2 separate regions of the Homo sapiens genome follow, and region 1 is linked to region 2. The links are chromatin contacts, found by Hi-C or POLR2A ChIA-PET in ENCODE. All regions are on one chromosome and are shown on one strand. Each heading gives the region's core, a stretch centred on a gene start or an enhancer-like site at or near the end of the contact. The rest is flanking DNA. Distances are from core to core; before and after follow the strand shown.

Region 1 (3,478 bases), core at 838-3,337, 130 kb after region 2:
AGTTGGATTTTAAATGGGAACTCAGTGTCCTCTAACTGGGATATGTATCAAATTCCAGAGGGTAATTAGGCAAAAATAATAATCAGGAAACCAATTTCCAGATCCTCAACTTGCATCGGCCTTCTTCCCTAAAATGGAGTTATCTGAGAATAAGACTGAATTAACACACTAAGGCTTTTTCCGTTTTACAAAAGAAAGGGGACCCAACGTGGGGAATGACTCCATGAATAATTCCATAGCTCACAGGGCCTCTGCATCCTTGTACTGGTGGTGAGAATAATAACAATTTTTGGCCGGGTGCGGTGGCTCACGCCTGTAATCCCAGCACTTTGGGAAGCCGAGGCGGGTGGATCACGAGGTCAGGAGATCGAGACCATCCTGGCTAACACGGTGAAACCCCGTCTCTACTAAAAATACAAAAAATTAGCCGGGTGTGGTGGTGGGCGCCTGTGGTCCCAGCTACTCGGGAGGCTGAGGCAGGAGAATGGCGTGAACCCAGGAGGCAGAGGTTGCAGTGAGCCGAGATCGTGCCACTGCACTCCAGCCTGGGCGACACAACAAGACTCCATCTCAAAATAAATAAATAAATAAATAAAATAACAATTTTCATTTAATGACTTTGTTCTTCATTCCCCCTGCTCTTGGGGGAGAATCCTACAAGAGCAAAAAAAAAAAGTATAAAATACGAAAAACGGCTTTTTCCATGTATGTAAATGTGATCAATAAAATACTCTGAAGCATAAGAAAATAATATGTCAGGATAAAAATCTGTGAAGGAAGTAGGAATAGTAATAAGAGTTCCAGGAGATAAAAAGAAAGATGTAAAATTCCTGAATGCCAATCAGCTTTTTCATAAATTTTAAAATGGATGATAGGGGCTACCAAATTGTCGATGTTACATTCCACTGGATCCATTTTAAAGTGTGAAGTCACAGTAGGTTTTAAATATCAATATTTACAATAAGCCAGAAACCACAGTTTTTGCAGCTACTTAACTTTTGAACTTCATTTTTTAAATGTGCTGGGGGTAGACAGTGGATAGCTTTACAAAATTCTGTTAGGGGTACATACATAAACAAGTAAGGCATGGGCCCTACCTGTCTGACGACACTCTCTCTGCTTTTTCCACTTCTCTAAGTTGGCCTCTAAACAGCACCTTCTCAGCACTTGGGTAATAATGACATCAAAAAGCAATGAAGGCCAGGTGCGGTGGCTCCTGTCTGTAATCCCAGCACTTTGGGAAGCTGAGGCAGGTGGATCATTTGAGGTCAGGAGTTCGAGACCAGCCTGGCCAACATGGTGAAACCATGTCTCTACTAAAATTACAAAAAAAATGAGCTGGGAGTGACGCTGCATGCCTGTAATCCCAGCTACTCAGGAAGCTGAGGCATGAGAATCACTTGAACCCCCGGGGAGGCGGAGGTTGCAGTGAGCCAAGATCGCACCACTGCACTCCAGCCTGGGTGACAGAGCAAGACTCTGTCTTAAAAAAAAAAAAAAAAAAAAAAAAGCAAAGAAGAAGTAAGCAACTCCCCCTCCTCCCATATCCTAGGAAGTACAGAGAAAACTATTCTATATGGGTTGAGCCCCTATTATGGGGCAGGTCCTATTTGGGGCATTGAATTCATCTGTCTTTATTGCTCTAATAGGGACACTATCACTCCCATTTTACTGATGAGGAAATGGAGGCTCAGAGGAACACATAAGCTGTTTATGGACTTACAGCTGCTACAGCTTACAGCTGGTAAGCACCAGAGCCAGGATTCAGCCCAGCTCTGGCTTAATCCAAAGCCAGTGCTTCTCCATGATATCATCCATGCTGCCTCCAGAAATCAGAGCAGAATTAGGGGCCACCTTGGTTTTATTTTCTTTCTCTGATAAAAGTGAAGTAGGGCACAAGACCCTGCCCAGTTCTTTTCCTACAGGCCTTTGAACATTCCCCAGCAAAGTGAGAAGGGAAAGCTCAGGGCTACCTCCAGTGCTAGCGCAGAGGGCGGGAGTATCAGCTGGCTGGCTGGAGCTGGCCAAGCCCCTCCTCTCCTCCTCCTGCTTCCCCCTCCATCCAGGCTCCACCGGGAACCTGTCCCAGACGCCTACCCCGCCTGAGCCAGAGGAAGGGAGGAAAACAATAGCAAAAACCAGGACCCTTCGGACTTGCCGCTGAATGGGGATTTTCGTCGGATGTTGAGTTTACCTGGAATGCCCCGGTGTTATTTTGGGAAGGCAGACATCCCACGGAAACAATGAAGTGGAAAAGAAAACAGCTAAAGCAAAATCTAGAGCCCAGTTTTTGCCAAACCAGCCCCACGTGGGCTGGGCAGGCTCTGGAAGCCCAAGTCAGGCCGATGAAGAGCGGCTGAGGCCGTGGGGATCTGGTTTACCAGGAGGGCACATGGAGGATGCAAGAAAAGGAAGAGCCGTATTCAAGTCCCCACTTCAGTGATGAGGCAGAAAGACCCTGCGCCTGACCACGTGGGAACAGCCTGCAGTGAGCGGTGACGCCGCCTGGCTTGAGCTAAGTGCTGGGCTCCACCATTCATTGGCTGAGTGACCTTAGGCAAGTCACTTAACCTCTCAGAGCTTCCTTATCCTCATGTAGAAGATGGAGGTGGGGCGCGGTGGCTCACGCCTGTAATCCCAACACTTTGGGAGGCCGAGGCGGGTGGATCACCTGAGGTCAGGGGTTCAAGACCAGCCTGGGCAACATGGCAAAACCCCATCTCTACAAAAAATACAAAAATTAGCCCGACGTGATGGTGCGTGCCTGCAGTCCCAGCTACTTGGCAGGGCGAGGTGGGAGGATCACTTCAGCCGGGGAGGCAGAGGCTGCAGTGAGGCATGATTGCACCACTGCATTCCAGCCTGGTCAATAGAGCGGGACCCTGTCTCAAAAAAAAAAAAAAAAAAAAAAAAAGGCAGTGGGAGTGGGAGTGATTTGCTTTAAAGGAACAGAGGAAAGATAAAATATATCTCTATATAATTATATACATTATATATAATATATTTACATATTTTATATATATAAATATATATATATATGTCCTTAGATATAGGTGTATATTTTCATATATAATTGATGAGAATTATAGATTATAGAGAGCAGTCATCTGGGAAAAAGTTTACAAACTGCTATCAGGCACTGGAGAGAATTTACTCAGGAGAAAAGGCCTAGGGAAGAAGGAAAGAGATAAAGTCCACTGAGCTAGCAGGGGCTGAAAAGGGAGAAGATCCTTCGAAGCTCCCTGTGCATGGTTTGACTTTGGTTTGCAGCACCAGCTCCTCCCATGCATAATATTACATAGTATTCTGGCTCTCTATGGCCCCTGCAAGACATAATTTATTTTTAGGGATTTATTGAGAATCTGTTGAATGCATTGCACCACGCCAGCATGGCAGGGAATCAGGAGCTAAGTCAAAAGGGTCCCCAAGAGCTGCTTCCTGGCTGTCACCAAGTCCTCAAGCCGCTGAGCTCACCTTT
Region 2 (3,447 bases), core at 70-2,569:
TATGATTATACACTATATAAAATTTAAAAGCTGGCATAATAATCCTTTGCAATGTCTGTGATACATAAAAAATGTAGTAAAAATAGTAAAAGTATAAAAACACATGTGAAGATGATTAACACTGATCTCAAAACAGTGCTTAGCTCTGGGAAATGAGGGAAGAAAATGGGATGAGGGAGGTGTACAGAGAGGAACTCAATTGTATCGCTGATATTTACTTTCTTTGAAGTAAAAAGACATGAAGCAAATAAGGCAATGTGTTAATATTTGCTAAAGCTGATGTGGCCATCATTAGCGCTACCCACCAAATATTTCTGGCTCTCTGCCTGCCAGGCCCATAGTAGGATTCTATGTCCTCACCCATTTTGAATCAGGAGCAGCCTAGAGATTTGCCTTGGCCAATGAAATGTGACTGGAATTGACTTGTGTTTCTGGCCTCTTGAGCCAATGCACAAAAACTTTGGCCAACATGGCAGCCCAGAGACAAAGCTTCTGTCCTCCCCAGTCCCTGAGCAAGCATGACACCCCCAGGCAACCCTAGGAGGATGGGAGGATGGGAGGGAGATGAGTGCTGTCAGCCGCTGAGGTTTGGGGGTTGTTTGTTACTACAAGTCTACCCTGGAGAATAGAGCTGGAAAATGGGTCCACTCCTATTCACTGTATCAGTCTCTGATTTTATCTACATGTTGAAATATTATCAAAAACATTGTAATACTTTTAAATTGGACTGGCTTTCTATCTCTTCGTTCACGAAAATTCTCTGTACTGGCCTGCGCAAGGCCCCTCTCTTAATTTATTAACTTTTGTGTTTTCAGAAAGTGCCTCTGACTTGGGATGGAAGCAATGTGGAGCTGTAGGAGCCTCCTGGTAAAAAGGATGAATGGCAGAAATCATTGATTAAGCCCAGATTTCTGGGTGAGCCCAGATTTCCTCCAGTGCTGTCTGCTAGCATTTCCCATCAATCTGGGGACAGAAACCCAATGAGAAAATCTTAGCTTTTCTCCAGAGAAATGTAAGCAAGAATTTTGATGAATGCAACTGCCGTTGATTCTTTGTATGGCTTTTAGAAAGATCACTTCACCCTTTTTCCCACTTCTCTGCAGTTCACCTCTGGGAGAAATGTCAAGAAAACTTTCCCACACCTCATGGCTTCCAGGTTCCTTTTTAGGGCTGCCTGCAAGGCCCACAGGGAATAAAAGGCCCAGCAGGAGGTGGAGGAGGGGCAGCATGGTGAGAGAAGGAAGAGAAACTCCGTTCTTGGCCAGTTGTGCTCCGTACTGTGCAGACACACAGGCAGCGCCTGGAAGTCACCGAGAAATGCAATGCCTTTGAGAAGTTCCGTGGAAAGAATGACATCATGACCAGTCACTCCCCCACCCCACCTTTTTTCCAGTGGGAGTGAGAAATAAATAGACTGACACATTTTCCAGTCAGGGAGCCATTCTGGACAGCAAGTTTACCTTGGCACAGGAGCTCAGGTGGGGCTGTGAGAAACCTTATCTGTGCTTGCCTGGTAAACAAGGAGCCTGCAATCTCCCCGGAGTCTTGGCCACTGAGCAGGTGACTGCGGGAGGCAGGTGAGCAGAGCAGGTGAGCAAGGTGAGCCTCGGGCCCAGGAGCACGCTGTGTTAGGTAAATATTGCCTTAACTTGATTGATGGACTCACTAACTGTCTGTTTGTTGCCAAGAGAAATGCCATCACCGCCAAATTCAAAGGTAAAATTCCTGTCCCTTAAATCAAGGGTTCTCAAACTGTAGTGCGTTACTAGGTCACCTGGGGAATGCCATTAAAATGCAGGTTCTGATTCAGCAGGTTGGGATGGCTGAGAAAATTGCCTTTCTAACAAGCGGCTGGTGATGCCGAGGGTGCTGGTCTGTGGACCACTCTCTGAATTTGCAAAGTCTTAATGCTCAGATGACTGTATGCATTTTACACGGTCAAAATAGTTACTGATTAAGGAGCACTGATGCAGGCTGCAGGTGTCGTACCAGATGTTTGCTATCATCTCTTGTAACTCTTCACACCAACTCTGCAAGGTGGGTGTTATTATCCCCGCCCCCTCCTTGGCTGGCAAGGAAATTGAAGCTAAGAGAGGTTAATTCATGCATTATATGTGTAATTTCCAAAAGATTTCATTGCTACCTTCCCTCCTTTCACAGTGATCTGAAATAACCCAAAGACAAAAGATAATAAACGCCTGTGGTAGAGACGGGTGTTGTCTGCTTGTGGTGATCGGCCCTCTTGGCACCTGGAAATGAGTAATTTCGTCCGTACATTGTCAGGGCCAAGCTCAGGAATTCAGAAATCCTGGTTATCTAGGTTTGGCCTAGGAGGTCCTCTCTTCAAAAGAGAGAGTAGCTCCAAAAGGTGGACAAGACTGGTTTTTCAGATCCCTCTGGTGCTGATGTGTTCGCCCCTAGGACACGCAGTTGGAGAAAGTTCTTGATACCAGGAGGAGTTGCTTTGATGTGTCAGCTTGGAAAGAATGCCTCGTAAGGGCCATTCAGGACTCCAGGAGAGCAACAAAAACAAAAAAGCCCCAGCTCGTGGAAACATCAAAGTGAAGGCAAATATAACCAGACTGACCCACCTGGAGGTATTTAAATACCTTGAAGAATGGTGGTGTGTCCTTGCAAAACCCAGGCAGCTTTCAGGTAGAAACTTGAGTCATGTCTGGATCATAAGGAGTGAGGTGGCCCCACTGGCTGTCCCTGGCCACTCATTATAATCAGGAAAAAGTGAGGACAATGTGAGACTCTCCCTTGGAGAGTCTGAAAACTTGGAAGACCTGAATTTTGGTGACCACTCAACAAGTCAGTCTGCTCCAGGGACCCATTAACATTGCAACCTCATTCCTAGTGGTGCCAAGATGCAGCCATGATTTGTACTGCAGTGTGGGGAGGCCAGATTTGGGCCCTCCTGGAAGTCCACAGCAATTCCGTCCCTGGAAAGTTGTTGCACAGAGGAAAATACAGCGCCACGTCCCAAGACAAACTGAAGGCCTCCAAAGAAGACATAAGTAATTTTGTTCTTTATATTTTACATCTTTACAGAAAGTATCCGAGTTTACAAAAACCACATAAAATAGAACAAAGTTTAAAAAATAGAATATAGAGGGAAAGGAAAAATAATAGATAACAGAGGACAAAGCCCAGTGTGGCTGCTACCTTATTGCTGTAAGGTCCTGTACACTTTCAAATCAAACTCTGACTTCCCAACCCACAAAGCAAAAGTTAAAGAAATGCACGTACAGCACTGCACCCATGATAAGAAAAACCAGGCAGCTGCTGCAGAGAAGCACATCTATTCCTGATGCTGAGGCTCCCCATGGGGCCTCATGAGAAAGAATTGGAAGACACAGTGGAAGGCCACCAAGAGCATCCCCAACAACAGCCCTACCATACACCATAGGGAGTTTTCTGGGATGGAGTTTCCTGGGATGGTTC

What was found. A loop is a pair of places that touch in the nucleus more often than their neighbours do. ChIA-PET counts read pairs that join two places held with the same protein, here RNA polymerase II (POLR2A). Pooled maps may share reads with other maps.
Region 1: a pooled map shows a loop between it and region 2 (2.1-fold over the local background). The contact joins the promoter of LINC01936 here to the enhancer-like site in region 2. A Hi-C loop is called at or near these places in 10 of 168 maps with a recorded cell type or tissue (B cell, CD4-positive, alpha-beta memory T cell, Caco-2 and 7 more), 20 of 37 single-sample maps with no recorded cell type and 18 of 50 pooled maps. POLR2A ChIA-PET finds 5 or more read pairs at or near these places in 13 of 52 experiments (CD4-positive, alpha-beta T cell, CD4-positive, alpha-beta memory T cell, GM12878 and 9 more).

Annotation. Positions count from the first base shown.
Region 1 is chr2:30,344,559-30,348,036 of GRCh38, forward strand. It overlaps LINC01936 (long intergenic non-protein coding RNA 1936), which reads left to right and starts at 2,088. Exons shown (of 2, transcript NR_122048.1): 1 at 2,088-2,557.
Region 2 is chr2:30,216,517-30,219,963 of GRCh38, forward strand. No RefSeq gene overlaps it. Among named protein-coding and RNA genes, the nearest start is that of LBH, 13 kb to the right of the region's middle. RefSeq lists an enhancer at 1,425-2,624. Within about 2 kb of position 1,320, at least 11 of the 41 ENCODE cell types and tissues checked have a DNase peak (open chromatin) inside an H3K27ac peak, as active enhancers do.